Regions from separate parts of the Homo sapiens genome. Here region 1 is linked to region 2. The links are chromatin loops, found by intact Hi-C in ENCODE. Cell type or tissue: gastrocnemius medialis. All regions are shown on one strand. Each heading gives the region's core, and the rest is flanking DNA. Links, peaks and the distances in the headings are about the cores only. Region 1 overlaps PCSK6 (proprotein convertase subtilisin/kexin type 6). Region 2 overlaps PCSK6 (proprotein convertase subtilisin/kexin type 6).

Region 1 (8,333 bases), core at 128-8,127, 140 kb before region 2:
CATATATGAATCTTACCCATGAAACAAAAACTCTAAGCAATTCAAGCAAGTATTTTAATAATGAAATTAGAGATCAGGCAGGTGGATGTTTTTGTGGTTGTCATAACATGTATGTTAATGGTTACTATGAATTTGAAAACTGAGGCAGTAACTATGACTTTTTTTCCTCAAAGATTCACATGATCTTCAGGATTAAAACAAATGCGATTTGAAAGGAGGCTAACATTTTAAATTTTAACATAACCCGTATTTATTGGGTGGTTAATTATACTTCCTTTCTGCATAGATTTGAAATTAATATTTGAGAAAGATCAATCAACAGTTATGTGTCAAGATTAAAAATTTAAGATGGCCAAGTGAGCCTCCAGTGAGTTCATTCATTTGGCAGGTATTTTTGGAATACCTTCCATGTGGCTGGCTCTGTCCATAGCAGGGCCCGTGGAGCTGGCGGCAGGGCTGACAGAAAACGAAGCAGGAAATAGAAAAATATGTGATATGTCACAGGGCGATGAGTGCTGAGAAGGAAAATGAAGTTCACGTGAGAAGCAGTAGCAGCCCCAGCAAGGAACGGAGGTCATTGGTAAATCATAGTTTTAGGTCACAGAAATCATCTTCTCTTAAAAGTTAACGTATATACTAGATGTTTGTTTGGGCCCCCTGGCTGGTGCACAATATTATTTCAGCTATTTCCAGAAAATACTTAGAGTAAAGTTTTTATGGAAAAATGGGTTCTTGGTGTTGCCCCAACCCACCTGCTTCAATGACAATCAGGGCTCTTTTTGTATTGACTGAGCAGGGATCTGTTGGAGAGACGCGTTATCTCTGGGCTCTGTACCTGAATTATCCTTCTCTGGGGCATCGCATGGTGAGGGTTTTGATTTGAAGCATATGAGGAAGTGGTCCCCATGGAGCTCACCCATGGACCTGGGCTGTGAAAAGACAGACTTGTCTTGAATATATTTCTGGATTGGTTTTATAGGTGGGTGGATGGATGGATGAATGGATGGATAGATAGATACGGATAAGTCGAACGAGATAGATATGAAACATTGTGCTAATTCCATTATTCCTTCATAGCAAGGGAAGGAGTTAAGTGTTTACTAAGGGATGGCTGTGCTTGGGCACTTTACATGCACCGTCTCACCCCATCACATGGGGGTGAGATTACGTCTACTTGTGCTTACACCATGGAACATGAAGGAATGTTTTTCAAAGGGGCCAGTATATTTAATCCTCTAGGAAAAAAGCCAGATTGTAGTTGCTCCTTCCCAAAGAGTGGGGCACTTGGGGAAGGGTGGATCAGTAGAAAACTGAGCAGCAGGGAGCCTCTGTACAGGGTGCATAGGCTGATCCCGGAGGAGGCGTGAGTTCTGTGCGGTTGAGAGACCGTCATCTGTCATCTTGGAGGAAATTCTAAGCTAGGAAAGAGGTCGACGCAGCATCCCTCCACACTTTCACTTTAAGCAAGCACTTGATCTGCCGTGTGAAGAAACATCCTCATTCTTCAACTGAAGTCTTTTGAGTTGTTGAATTGCCACCACGCGGATAGTTACAATGAAAGCAAGCTGTTTGCATGCAGGAAGCCCATCTCATAAGCATGCTCTGAGAAGAGACGGGGACCGTGGATTTCTTGGTCTTCTTTCCATGAGGCCTTCCAAGAATTAATAAAGCAGATTCTTAATGGTTAGAACTAAGGCAGAGTCGAAATAGGAGACTTAATCTGTGTTTTGACTACATCCTCTGTTGTTGGTGACTATATTTTAAAACTTTTAAAGGTACTCAGGTCGACTGCTCATCCCTTCCTTCCAAAAATATTAATGGTGCACCTGCTGAGTGCAGGACCCTGTGCCTGAGTAATGCAGAGCTGCCCAGCAGGTCTCTGTGTTGCTGAGTTCTCGGTGAAGATGGGGATGGGAGACCTGTGCATGAGCAAGGCAGGCTGAGGCAGCAGAGACAGACTCTGTGGGGGGCTTGAGGGCCACCATACCCTGGACCTGCCTCCTCTCTGCAGCACCTGAGCTGCTTGATTGACCCATTTTAGGTGTGTTAAAAGTCCTATATTCAGTTTGGGTCTGAGGGCAAAGCATTCCCAGGCATTAGTTGTCTCCTCGAAGTCAGCAGAAGGAAGGATAGAGACTTCCTAGGCAAAGGCTAACGTAGCAGTTAAATTTTTTCAAATAAAAATCTCCTTCTCACAGAGCTTCTTAATAAGCTCCTGGCAAGGCTTCTATCAATGCATCCTGCCAGTAAAGAAGAAAGGAAGAAAGGTAAACAGCCTGGGCATCCCAGGCCTTCCTGGAACGTTCCTAGGATTGGCTGATTGTTTCTCATAGTTCTAATTAAATTGTTAGCCCCAGGGAAAGCACACAGACATCTGAACCGATTATGAATTCAGAATCGCAACTGAAATACCTCTGTTTAAATTTGTCTAGCTTTAATGCAAACCAAATCAATTAGCTGTCAGTCTGACTAATATTTACTCCACCCAGTCATTACAATTAAACACTTGGTGAAATTAGCTGTTTTATGGAAGTATTTAGTGTTATCTTTTATTGCAGTGCATCAGAACGTTTCCCTACGTTGGCAAAGCATTTTTATGATACCTTCACATCTGGAGAGTTGTGTAATTAATATTATTAACAAAAGGAAAAGATGATTTAATATTATTCAGAGACTTCGGAATGCGAGGCTGCCATTGTGTTCAAATGACCAAACTGGAAATGAATGTTATGGGGCTTAGGATAAAGTTCCATCAAATGCAGACGGTATCTTATTTTAATTAGTTCCAGTCCCTATTGTATAGGAGTGCTTTGATAAGTGATGGAATGTACAGTCCACCCCATGTCACATAAAAGCAGATAGAATGTACATTTGGGAAAGCAAAACAAAACTCAAGGGGGTGTCAGCAGCAGGACTCTGTTAAGCACGTGTGTGCACGCACACTTATTAGGCATCTTCTTCGCACTGATCCTGTACCGGAATGGTACAGTCATTTTCCTTGCATTCTTAATTACCTTTACTTGATGTTTTTCTTACCGTCTTTGAAAAGGGCCATTTTGCTCAGATTGCTTTGTTACTCAGCCCTGTCCTTGGAGGAACAGCCCAAGTGTTCGCAGTGTGCAGTTATCGGTCGCTGGGTTTTTCCAAGGCTTGTCATTTAAGCAAACTGAAAGCATTTGTTTTTAACTTGTTCTTTTGCCAAAAGTCTGGAGAAGGGTGGATATTACAGAAGCGTCGACCAATCACTGAAAGGGCTCACAAATTTTTTTAAAATTACTTGTTCTGATTATGTTCCAAGCTGGCTTATAGTTAGTCGTTGCTGCCTGTGTCTTCCAGACCTTACATTTTAGCATGATGACTTGGGTTCAGCTCTTTTCCTTCCCTACAGATCTCAGCCAGATTGGTGATGGAAATGGAAGGATAAAGATGTTCAGAGGGAGCCTTGGTGGCTCCTTCTAGGGCCGTAGGAGGCTTGGGTTCAATGCTTCATTTCAGTGCTTTAAAGCTTAGAAGTTGCAAAATGATTGCAAGGACCAGAGGAGGCATTCTGTTTTGTAGGATGGGACTTTGCCCCCGGAGTTTAATCAAAGCTCGGGTTTCCTTCCAGCAGTGATGCAATGTTGAAGCAGATCTTTCCATTAACCACAGATGGAATTTTATCTAACAGTTTTGTGTGCTAGAGCAATTCAAAGTGCAAACAAACAGAAAGTTCCTGACAAGAGCACATAGACAGTAAGTGACCACATTGGTCTCAGGGGTTGATGAACTGTGTCATGGGCTGAGGGCAGGGCCAGGCAGCTGCCCAGGGCCCAGAGGATTTGCCCACGTGGGGACGGTGGACTGCTCCCCCATGAGGGTGATCGAATGACAGTGACAAGTTGGCTGTTCACATTTTCAGCACCACCCAGCTGGTTCTAGTGGCATGGCTGCTAGGAATTGGTAAAAAGTTTGAATGTGTAAATTTACCTTAAAAGACAGCATTTTATTCTTTCACGACATGCTCTGCCCTTCCGCTTAGATATCTCAAAGACAATCCAAAGTCAGTATGTCCCAAACCCAGCTCACTGTCTCTGACCCTAGTCTGTCTCAGAGGGAAGCGCTCATCCGCATTCCACTGCAGTGCCAGCGGCCTCTCCTTCCCCCCTACACTTGTTCCACCTCCCGTACAACCTGGCCCTGCCATGTCCTGTGTCTCCTGCCCTAGGCCCAGCTCCTGTCATCTCTTGCCTGCACCACTGCACTGCCCTCCTTGCTGGCCTCATGTGGGCATCCTTGCCCCGGCCAGTCACCTCCCATGCTCCTGAGGGATCCTCTGAAATACGGCCACCACTGGCCTTTAAGATCCTCCTCGGGTGACTTTCGCTCTTTTTCCCTCTGCAGAGCTTTTGCACAGACGGCTCCCCACCTTCCCCTGCTGTTGCTCTCTTCCCCACCTTCCCCTCTGGGCTCCAATATCCCTGCCACCAGGAAGCCTGCTCAGAGGCTGCGGACTTGGCCTGCTCTTCTAGCAGTCGTATGTTTGTATTCTAGATCTGGCCCTAGAGTAGGAGCACACAGCAGTGTTTGTTGGGAACGATGACTAGTTCAGTTTGTTTGGGATCTGTCAGGGACAGACAGAGTCGGCAGGGGAGCTGCAGGTGGTTCCTGGGGGACCTGGATCGTCAGGCTTGGGAGGGCGTTCAGTGTTCCAGAACCAGAGGAGAGGCGATGGGAAGGCGGACTGACGCTGCTGTGCGGATGCCTCGGGAGAGAGGAACTTGGAGTTCAAAGCATGCAAGCCCATCTCTTGCCAATGCAACAGGAGGTTATCGAGGGTCAAGGCCACATATCATTTGCTTTTACTCCCTTACAAGTCCAGCAGCAACCCAGAGAACAGTAGACAATGCTTCCTGAAGCATATCTCAAGTTCCAGAGATGTGACTCCTATAAGCAAGTTGTGTGTAACATAAGCAACTTCTTTCTATGTAAATACTTTAGAAGTAAATTCTGACCCACCTTGGCTAAATTATGGAAAAATCCTAAATATAGTTTTCAGTTGACAAAGCTGTATCCTGTATTGCTGAAGCTAAAATAACAGAGGTACAGACAGTGACTGCATGTCAGACACGTTGAGCAGTGTTGGACCTCATAGTTTGTTAGTCTGCGGGGGCAGTTGTAACAAAGTCCCACAGGATGCGGGGACTTCAACCGCAGAACCGTATTGTCTCACACTTAGGAAGGTTGGAAGACTGAGATTACGGCGTTGGCAGGGTTGGTTTCTTCTGAGGTCTCTTGATCCTCACGTGGTTGTCCCTCTCTGCGAGTGGCTCTGTCCTAATCTCCTCTTCTCATGGGACACTGGCCAGATTGGATTAGGGTCCCCCGCATCATGACCTCATATTAACGTAACTACCTCTTTAAGGCCCTTATCTCCCATTACAGTCACGTTCTGAGCTACCCCGGGTTAAGATTTCAACATAAGAATTTAGGGGTTCACAGGTCAGCCCCTAACAATAGGTGAAGCTGGGCTCCAGCTGCCTCTTCTGTTGTCAGTGAGTGGAGGTGGGTGGCGGGCGGTGGGGAGAGGGGCACCTTCTGTCCCCTTTCAGCAAAATAAGAACTAACTTACAAATGAGTAGCTTTACTTTCCCAAAGAGCTTTCACACGCACTGTCCCATTTCCGTCATCGGCAGAGCGAGGACTTCCCTCTCTCATGACTGTTAAGCAGGGGTCTTCTGGCACCTGTAGTTTAACTTCAATGGAAAGAATTCAAGAAATGGTCTCTACGCTGTTGCAGTTATGGCTGCAGGGGAGGCAGTGGGGAGGGAGCTGGGCTCGCAGCTGCCTGGATGACACGGGAGGTGGTGGTGGGGGTGGCTTTCTAGGCTGAGTTAGAATGTCCTTTATTTTCTGGTTCCTCCTCCCCCTCCTCTACTGCCCGGGCTTACTCACTGGGTTCCCGCTGTGTGTTTGCCATGGCAGCCTGGGGTTTCCCGGCCCCACCCCTAGGTGAGCCAGTGCTGCGCCGGAGGTGGGCCTGGGCATCTCGCCATGATGGGCTCTCACGAAACCATGTAATCGTCTCTCACTTGTCACGATGGCCCTCTTGCCCTGCTGGAAGATGACAGCCACAGGACCAATCCCTCACTCGGAGAACTTGGATCTGCTTTCTGCCTCTGTCTAGCTTGGTTCAGTGGTTCTTAGCCATTTGGGGGAATCACAGGCCCCTTTGAAAAGCTGTTGGAAGTTGTGGGGCCTCTCGCTCTCCAGAGGAAAAAAGACATCATGCTCATGCCGGCACCATTTTGCATACAGTTCTGGGGTTTCTGGGACTCGAGCCTGTCCTTCCACTCCTTGAGGGACTGTGGGATCCAGGGCAAGATGGCTCCAGTGTGCTGCATGAATCGTCGCCTGTCAGTGAGAGAAGGGCCACGTTGCACATTATGCAGTGACGGGCACTTGTCGGGGAGTGGGATTTTTCTTTCTTTAAATTCACCAGTCAGCTTTCTCACTGAGCTCTTTAGCTGGTTGGATGTTGGCCCAGCGAGGTGCTCAGAGCAGTCAAGGTTGATGGGAATCAAGATCTAAGCGCCACAGACTGTTGAGTGCACAAGCTCTGAGAGAGGGACCGGTCCCAGCCCCTGCTTTACAGTGTGGAGGGAGAGGCCCAGGCAGGGTGCCCACCTCCCACACAGAGAGAATAACAGGCTTATTTTCTACGGTGCCCTGATTGTTCTCTCCTGGAGGAGGCTTTGGAGCTTGGTGGCTCCTGGGTGCCGAGGTATGGCCTCCGACTCCCTCCCTTGATATGCCCTGGTGGACAGTCAGGTCTGGCTTGCAGTCCCCTTGTTCTTTCACAGTTACAGAATAAAGTAACCTTCGCTTTGATGAAACCAGGGAGAAAAGAGAAAAGAAAGAGCTGGCCGAGCTGTCTCCCTTGCGTTGGCTACAACTGTGCAGAACCTGTGTGAACCTGGTGTCCGCAGCCCTGCCGGTGCGTACTTCAAAGAACCTCAGCAGCTTGACTCCCTTGATGCTGTGTGGGACCCCTGGACCGCTGGGGGAGGGTGCCTGTGTATGCCCTTCGTGGCCTTCCCTCCATCTCAGAGCAAAGACTGAAGCCCCTCTCCTTTTAGGACTCTCCAGCTCCCAAGAACTTCTAGGGGCCTTCCTGAGCCACAGCAGGGCCCCTCTGAATAGGCACAGGCTTGAAGTTAGGGCAGAAGGACATGGTGGCTTTGGGTGGACGTGCAAGTGGGAGGGATTTCATGCTCTCTTTGGTGACACTGGCTCATGAGTGAAAGTTTCAAAACACCCTCCCCTGTCGCTTGTCACACCTGGGAATGATATGTCAGCAAGCTTCTGGCCCACCTGTGGCCCACAGGGAAGAAGACAGGGCCAAGGCTGCCCATGGCTGCTCGCTGAAAGGATGCTTGGACAAGGATCACAACTCGGTGGCATGGACAGCCTGCAGCATGGCAAGCCATTTACTGGAACGCGGGCAGGGCCCCCTCCTGGGTCTCTGCTTGTTTATGTTACCCTTTAGGAACATCCTTAGATTTTACCTCGTCTTATCAACAGAGGGACAGTCAACGGATGCCTCATTTTAACTTGGCTTCTCGAGAAGGAAGCTGGAGGAAGCACACACTACAAAAGAAAGTGTTGCTGCGCACCTGTCTTGAGAAGACGATGAAGCCTTCTTCATGATTAGAACTCCCTGCCCCAGAGCGTAGCTTATCTATAACTGTGCTGCATGTTTAGCAGGAAACATACATTTGGAAAATAGAGAAAAGGATAAAAAGGTCAGAGTGAAGTTCTATCTTCAAAGTATGACGTTAAAGAAATCCTGGCACTTTCTACAGATTTGCAGAGAAAGACGGTTTCTGTTTGGGCTAGAAGTGGCATTTGGCAAACCTTGCCTTTGCCCCAAATCACTTATAGTTGATTTTCCACAAGAAAAGTCAACAGATGTCATCTAGCAGTCATTTAGACCTAATCACATTTTCTTTCTTTCTTTCTTTCTTTCTTTTTTTTTTTGAGACAGAGTCTCACTCTGTCACCCAGGCTGGAGTGCAATGGTGCAATCTCTGCTCACTGCAACCTGTGAGGGTTGCTTCCATTCGATGGGAGGGCTGGAGTTTTAGTCGCTTGGTTTGGGGCTGGTGACACACCTCTGACCTCCACAGAGTGTCCAGGTGGCTCCTGGTTTCACCCCGAGGGGGCATTGAAGGCAGAGCTTTGCATCCCAGCTGGGGATGGGAGGGGGAGGCACTTTGGTCCTGGCCGGGAACCAGGTATGTTCATGCTGATCTTCCCAGAACCTAGCGCCAGACACACAGGAAGACTCAGTGCAT
Region 2 (8,333 bases), core at 69-8,068:
ATCCACAGCTCTGGCTTTGGAGCAGCTTCTGGGACCATAAGTTTACTGAATCTTCAAGACCAAAGCAGAAAAGAAAGGCGCTTGGCATCACACATCACTCTTCTCCCCGTGCTTTTCTGCGGCTGTGTAGTAAATCTCCCCGGCCCAGCTGGCGAACCCTGGGCCATCCTCACATGTGACAAAGGGCCAGCAGTCTACCTGCTCGTTGCCTGCCACTGAGCAGTCTGGGGACGGTTTGGTCAGACTATAAATAAGATAGGTTTGAGGGCATAAAATGTATGACCACTGGGGCCGGAGTATCTATTTCTACATAGTCAGCTACTTCTGAAACTGCAGCAGTGGCTTAGAAAGTCCAATTCCAAAGCCAGACCAGAAGATTCTATCCCCCGCAGCGCTCTCCTTTGAGCAAGCCGAGCTCTCCTTGTTACCGTGTTCTGTCTGTGTCTTCAGGAGTCTCATGGCCTGAACGACCACCTCGACCTGATGCAGAGCCTTCTGAGGAGAGGCAACAGGAGGCATTCTGTGGCCAGCCAAAAGGTACCCCGATGGCCAAGCAATTCCTCTGAACAAAATGTAAAGCCAGCCATGCATTGTTAATCATCCATCACTTCCCATTTTATGGAATTGCTTTTAAAATACATTTGGCCTCTGCCCTTCAGAAGACTCGTTTTTAAGGTGGAAACTCCTGTGTCTGTGTATATTACAAGCCTACATGACACAGTTGGATTTATTCTGCCAAACCTGTGTAGGCATTTTATAAGCTACATGTTCTAATTTTTACCGATGTTAATTATTTTGACAAATATTTCATATATTTTCATTGAAATGCACAGATCTGCTTGATCAATTCCCTTGAATAGGGAAGTAACATTTGCCTTAAATTTTTTCGACCTCGTCTTTCTCCATATTGTCCTGCTCCCCTGTTTGACGACAGTGCATTTGCCTTGTCACCTGTGAGCTGGAGAGAACCCAGATGTTGTTTATTGAATCTACAACTCTGAAAGAGAAATCAATGAAGCAAGTACAATGTTAACCCTAAATTAATAAAAGAGTTAACATCCCATGGCACAGGAGCCTGTATTTCTTTCCACGGCACACAAAATGAAACATGAGTGCTGACCAAGTGTTAAGTGGACGTTACTTTAACTGTGGTTTCAGATCTGTTTGATGTCATTACGTGGAAGGTCTTCTTTTGAGCTTTAGCAAATGTTGATGTAAGGAAGCAATGGAGGAAATCCCAGATCCCAACCCCAGAATGTCACTGGGCAAAGAGACCCCTTCAGACCACGTTAGCCTCACTGGGAGGAGGTTCTAGAGCCTCTCCAGATGTAGGGGCCCCTTCCATCTGTCACGGGGGAGCTCCCCAGAGCCCAGACTGCCTCTTCACCGGTTGCTGCCAAGTGTGATTGAATTAGGTTACAGCTTGTCTTCTATGCAGTGGCTGAAATCCCTGAACCCATGGCTGATGCACTCCTTGGGATGTTTACCATGGCCTCTCTGTGAAGTCAGAAGCTTGTACTTGCTAGGAATCCTTTGGCTGCAAGTAAAGGAAACGCACCAACTAGAAATGACTTAGGTGAAAACAAGAGTGGGTGAGGGGCGTTGTTTTGAGAATCCAGAGTGGATTCAGAATTTCAGGGAGGGGTGCAGCAGAGCCTTGGGAAAGCTGGAGCCGGCATTAAATGTCACCTGGACCCTCTCTGTACGGCAGCACTGCCCTTCTCTCCATGGCCGCCTTCTCCAGTTGATGGGACAAATGACAAGACCTCCAGCATCTTCCAGGTAAAACTGGTACAAATCCAACCCCTCAGGCCAACTTTCTGGGTCTGTTTCTTGGCTCTTCTTTTCCCAGGGACAGGACTTGGTCAGCCTGCCTTACATGGGTACTCTCCCTGTGTCATCAGCTGTGGCTACAAGGACAGGCTTGTGCAGCAGAATATGGCTGCAGGGAGCTCTGCAGCAGAGGAGGGGAGCAGTGTGCAGCTCTCAGAAGGCAGGGCAAGTCACACAACCCAACAGCTGGCCACCACAAGCACCAATTGACCAGAGTTGTGCGTGTGAGGCAGTGAAGGAATAAGTGTGTTTGGGATGAACATTCAACCCCTTGCCCCGCCCATGAGACCGACCTTGAATTAAAAGTAACTTGTTAAGTGCTGCTGGTGCCAGGCAGCCTTTTAGACCCTAGAGCCCAGATACCAGCAAATCCGAGCTGCCCACTGAGAGCTTACAGTCTACCATGTTTGCAGCTGAATCAGAAATAAACTCCTGGCCGGGCATGGTGGCTCACACCTGTAATCCCAGCATTTTGGGAGGCCGAGGCAGGCGGATCACCTGAGGTCAGGAGTTCGAGACCAGCCTGGCCAACACAGTGAAACCCCATCTCTACTAAAAATACAAAAATTAGCCATGCGTGGTGGTGACACCTGTAATCCCAGCTACTCGGGAGGCTGAGGCAGGAGAATCGCTTGAACCCAGGAGGTGAAGCTGCAGTGAGCCAAGATTGCACCACTGTACTCCAGCCTGGGCAACAAGAACGAAGCTGCGTCTCAAAAAAAAAAAAAAAAAAAAAAGGGAAGAAACTCCCTTTATCTCCCAAAGGGAGATACAACTACAGGAAAGCCAACCAGGCAGCCTCGTCGAGTGGCTAAGCCAGGCAAGCCCAGCTTGGGGCTGACAAGTCGGGTGGGGAGTTGAGAAGTTGTTCACAAAGTCCTAATGACTAAACTCCACCTTGTTGAAAGAGACCAACTACATATAATGTCTGCTCACAAGTGGTCCGACCTTGAGGTTAAAATTGTCTGGACTCTGGCAGGATATGTGTATGGATTTTAAGTGACAGGATCATGGATCACCTCCTCTAAACCTGTCATTTCCCAGACAAGGACACTGAGACCCACAGAAGTGAATGCCTTGCCTGGGGCTGCACATTGGCAAAGTTGCTCCCCACCGGGCCCAGGGAAGGAAGCTGGCTGGCTGCAGGAGGGGCGTCGTTCTGCAGCTGCCCAAATGCAGCCATGATGCATTTGTTTTAAACTAGCTTTATTTTCAGGGGGTGATGTTTACCTGACCTTATCCCCAAATTCTTTGGCACCTCACAGTGGACCCCATGTGTACATCCCCATCCCTCCCAGGCCACTACTGACTTTGTATCTTGCGACTCTTCAAAGGACTGGTGAGAATGGCACTTTGTACAGAAGACACACCTGAAATGGGAGGGGGGGTGGACAGAACTTAAAAAAATAAAAGGGCCAGCCACAGTGGCTCACACCTGTAATCCTAACATTCTGAGAGGTTAGAAGCAAGAGGATGGCTTGAGCCCAGGCATTTGCAGCCAGCCTGAGAAATAGAGCGAGACCCTGTCTCAATCAATCAATCAAAAACGACAGAGATAGATAGATAGATGATAGATTGATAGATGATAGATAGATAGATAGATAGATAGATAGATAGATAGATAGCAACATGGTCTAAATGAGTCTAGGAGTGGAGTGTCCTTGAACTTGGGGAGACCACCCTCCACTGCATTTGCATTATTGATACTATGGCTGGAGAGGGCCTTTTGCCTAAAAGCTTGGAGTATGTTGGGGCCCCCGAGAGCAGGTGAGGGCCAGAGGTTCAGATCAGAGGATGGAAAAAGGAGGTGGAGAACAGGAAAGAAAAACATTTTAATAAGAACAAGCAGGGGTGATGGAAAGTATACACCAAGGCCATTCTCTAGCATCTTAAGGTTCTGCCCAGCCAGCTGGGAGGCCACTGGGCACTGGCTGCTGGGGGGAAAGGAAGAATCTGCTCCCCTACCCCAGCCTTCACTGTTGCTTTCCTCGCACGAACCCCAGACTCTATCCTTCCTGGTTGGCTGTTTAAGTCCTTTCCTGACACCCCAGGCTTTGTGGCTTATCTGAGCACAGAACAGCATCCTTAGATGGTACAGCACTGAGCACCCACCTTAGATCCTAGGATTCAGTCCCACCATCCAAAGCCCCTCACCACTACAGACCAGCCACACTAAGGGTGACCAGATATCTTAGACTCCCTTTTGAAACAACAGGAACCAAAGTGCCCAGGGCAGAGAACATCCTGTTGCCAAAATAGTGGTTCTCAACCAGGGATGACTTTTGTCTTCCAGGGGACATTTGGCAACGTCTGGAGACATTTTGGGTTGTCACAACTGGAAGGATGTACTCACATCCAGTGGGTGGAGGCCAGGAATGCTGCTAAGCACCCTGCAATGCACAGCAGCCCCCATGACAAAGAACTGTCCAGACCAAAATGTCAATAGTGCCGAGGTTGAGAAATTCCGGCCAAAAGAAATGGAATCAAAAAAGAAAATTGTTTGCAACTTCATAGAGATACCCTCAATGAATAAAACCACATATGGTTTGACTTCTGTCCCTGTTCCTATGCTGAAGGGAAACTTGTACAACTTTCCCTTTTTAAAGTAAAGAGATACCACCCCACTCTTTTTTTTTTTTAAACACAGCAACAGAAGGGCCCCAAGTTAAAACCAGCTCTCCAGCCTAAGGACTCCACCTGGTGGTCCTCTCTGGAATTAAATGAAGTTGAGGTTTTATTTTGTTTAATTTTTTCATTATTCAGTTATTTTGTTTAACATTTTTAGTTATTTTGTTTAAATTTTTAGTTATTTTAACTTTTAAGTTATTTTATTTCTTAGTTATTTTAACTTGTTATTTTAATTTTTTTAGTTATTTTAACTTTTTAAAGTTATTTTAATTCTTTAGTTATTTTGTTTAACTTTTTTAGTTTTTTTAGTTAAACAAAAGTTGCAGTGACCGGGGCAGGTGTGATGGCTCAGGCCTGTAATCCCAGCACTTTGGGAGGCCGAGGCAGGGACAGGGGGCAGGGGAAATCACTTCTTAGGTCAGGAGCTCAAGACCAGCCTGGCAAACATGACAAAACCCCGTCTCTACTAAAAATATAAAAATCAGCCAGGCATGGTGGCGAGCGCCTGTAATCCCAGCTACTTGAGAGGCTGAGGCACGAGAATCACTTGAACCTCATGTTATTCCTCATGAGGCGGAGGTTGCAGTGAGCCGAGATTCCGCCACTGTACTCCAGCCTGGGCAACAGAGCGAGACTCCATCTCAGAAAACAAAGAAGTTCCAAGTACAATACAAAGAAATTCCCTCCCAATTTGAGAGTAAGTTGCCGATATACCCTATGACCGCCCCCCCCCCGCCAATACTTCAGTGGGTATTTCCTATGAACAACGACATTCTCCGGCACAGCCATCAGACTCAGGAAATTAACATCGGTATGTTATTACCATCAACCCTCTGACTGAATTCTAGTTCTGCCAGTTGTCCCAATAAAGTTCTTAGCAAAATGGTCTGGTTTAGAAACACACTTTTCACTTAGTCATCATGTCTCTTTAATGTTCTTCCATCTGGAACAGTTCCTCAGTCTCCTTGCCTCATGATGTGGAAGCTTTTAAAGACTATAGGCCAGTTATTTGTAGGCTGCCCTTCGCTGTGCACTTGTCTGAGGGTTCCTCACGTTTTGAGTCAAGTCATGCATCTTTGACACGAATCTCACAGGCTGATTCTGTGTTCTGTCTGCATTCTAGCAGGGAGTACACGATCTGTTCCATTATTGGTGATGTTAACGATCATTGGTTAGAGTTTTCTTCCGGGCTATGAAGTGATGCCTGCCAAAGCATATCCACTACCACCGCTGTTCAACATTGTGCTAAAGATCCCAGCCAGTGTAACAGGGCAAAAAATACAGAACCAGTATAATAATTGGAAAGGAGGAAATAAAACTATCTTTTTTTTTTTTTTTTTTTTTTTTTTTTGAGACCGAGTCTCACTCTGTTGCCCAGGCTGGAGTGCAATGGCATGATCTTCACTCACTGCAACCTCCGCCTCCCTGATTCAAGTGATTCTCGTGCCTCAGCCTCCCAAGTAGCTGGGATTACAGGTACGTGCCACCACACCCGGCTAATTTTTGTATTTTTAGTAGAGGCGGGGTTTCACCATGTTGGCCAGGCTGGTCTCAAACTCCTGACCTCAGGTGACCCACCCACCTCAGCCTCCCATAGTGCTGGGATTACAGGCGTGAGCCACCACGCCCAGCCAACTATCATTATTCTCAAATAGCATGGTTATGTATGTAGAAAATCCACAAGAATGGTTACAGATAAACTTAAGTAAATTTCACAAGATCGCTGGATGTAACGCCAATATACAAAAATCTGCTGTATTTAAATATATCAAACTAATGATTAGAAAATGGAGTTTTTAAACAAAAGGTACTATTTACAGTAGCATCAAAATCTATCAAATATCTAGACAATCTAGTAAAGGATATACAAGGCCTTGACACAAAATCTGCAGGATGCTGCTGAAATTAAAGAGTGCCTCAATAAATGTAGGGCTATAATATGCCCATTGATTGGAATACTTCATATTGTAAAGATATTAATTCTCTCCAAATTCTTCTACAGATCCAACACACTACAAATCAAATCATGGGTGCTTTTTCACATATATCTATAATTTATGTTCACATGCAAAGGATTAGAATAATCAGATAACTACTAGATAATCTGAGAAAAAAATGGGAGCTTTTTTTGAGGGACAAATACCAAGTCTTTTTCTAAAGCTTGTATTCTGCAAGGATAGCTGACTAAACCCATGGAAAAGAACAGCTAGTTCAGAAGCAGAGGCCCTCACATATTTGGACACTTGATTTTTGAAAAGAGCTGCTCTGCAGAGCAGTGGGGGAGAAGATGGTCTTTTCAATAAATGGTGCTGGGTCCACCAAATATCCATATGGGGAAAAATATATCTTCTTCCCTACCTTAGACTATGCACAAAAATCTAGGCCAGAGAGACTGCAGATCTAAATGGACAAGGTGGAAGAAGAAAGCTTTTAGAAGAAAATATAATTTTGGAGTAGGCAAAAGTTTCTCACAGCGTACTCGAAAACTATTAGCTGTATAGGGAACGGTTCATAAATCAGACTGTATTAAAATGAAGAACCTCTATTCATCAAAAGATACCATTAAGAGAGTGAAAACCCAAGCCACAGGGGGAAGATACTCACTACAGACATAGCTCACAAGGTTCCTATTGAAAAAATATAAAGAGCTCCTACAAATCAGTTTAAAAATAAAGCCCAATAGAAAAATGGGCAAAACACCTAAGCAGACACTTCATTAAAGAGGTTATCCAAACAAACATAAATATATTTTTTAAAGTTCTCAATTGTGTTAGTAATTAGGGAAATACAGTTAAAACCACAATTTCATACCATTACCTATCTACCAGAATGGCTAAGATTAAAAAGACAATACTAAACGTTAGCAAGGAGTTTAAGTTGGCAACCACTTTGGAAAACTATGTCCTACTTAAGCTGAACATAAGTAAGCCCTATGACCCAGTAATTCCATCCCTGGGAGTATATCAGTATATGTGTTCACATAAAGATATATATTATTGAGTTTGTAGGTACACTATTTATAATATAAAAGAGTGAAAATTACCCAAATGTTCATCAACAGCAGAATGGATAAGTAAATTGTAAAACATCCACAATGAAATACCATATTACAGTGAGAATAGATTAACTACATCTACACACAAACATAATGTTTAGCAAAAAATATGCAAGGTACTTCATTTGCATAAATACAAAACTAGATAAAGCAAATCTATACAAGATGGCAGGATAATGGTTACCCTTGGGGCAAGGGTGGTGACTAGATGAAGACAGGAGGAGGGCTTCTGGAATGTGGCAATGTCCTGTTCTTACGAGGATGCTAGTTGGTTGGGTGTGTTCAGTTTGCATTCTTCTATATGTATATCATACTTCAATAAAAGTTCAAGGAGAATCATCTCCGGGTGGATTGCAGAACTAAATGTGAAAAGCAAAACAATCGTCTAGTAGACCACATAGGAAAATATGATGGGGGTAAGGGAAGATTTCCTAAGGCACATGCACATGCACACACACCCAATCCACTAACCTAAAGAAAATAATTGAACTACATAAAACTTGGAAACTTCTCAGCCAGGCGAGGCGGCTCACGCCTGTAATCCCAGCACTGTGGGAGTCTGAGGCAGGTGGATCACTTGAGCTCAGGAGTTGGAGACCAGCCTGGGCCACATATCAAAACCTTGTCTCTACAAAAAATACAAAAGTTAGCCAGGCCTGTTGACCTGTGCCTATAGTCCCGGCTATTTGGGAGGCTGAGGTGGGAGGATCTCTTGAGCCTGAGAGGTCAAGGCTGCAGTGAGTCCTGATGGCACCACTGCACTCCGGCCTAGGTGACAGAGTGAGACCCTGTCTAAAAAAAAAAAAAAAAAAAAAAA

The links. Hi-C counts contacts between places; a loop is a spot of excess contacts. Peaks named below come from ENCODE experiments on the same cell type or tissue, not always from the same donor. Only the 100,000 strongest peaks of a DNase experiment are listed, where the experiment ranks them.
Region 1: a loop joins it to region 2, with 3 times the contacts of the local background. A loop is called at or near these places in 5 of 110 quality-filtered maps.

The regions. Positions count from the first base shown.
Region 1 is chr15:101,434,994-101,443,326 of GRCh38, reverse strand. The region is part of intron 2 of PCSK6 (proprotein convertase subtilisin/kexin type 6); the gene reads left to right. Among named protein-coding and RNA genes, the nearest start is that of PCSK6, 51 kb to the left of the region's middle. In gastrocnemius medialis, for the core only: a CTCF peak has its summit at 3,871; a DNase peak (open chromatin) is centred at 3,836; H3K4me3 peaks cover 763 bases; H3K27ac peaks cover 623 bases.
Region 2 is chr15:101,296,663-101,304,995 of GRCh38, reverse strand. It overlaps PCSK6 (proprotein convertase subtilisin/kexin type 6), which reads left to right. Exons shown (of 22, transcript NM_002570.5): 22 at 1-1,063. It overlaps SNRPA1-DT (SNRPA1 divergent transcript), which reads right to left. Exons shown (of 2, transcript NR_186319.1): 2 at 1-1,537. Among named protein-coding and RNA genes, the nearest start is that of SNRPA1-DT, 5.5 kb to the right of the region's middle. In gastrocnemius medialis, for the core only: a CTCF peak has its summit at 4,525 (motif pointing left); no DNase peak of the experiment used is centred there.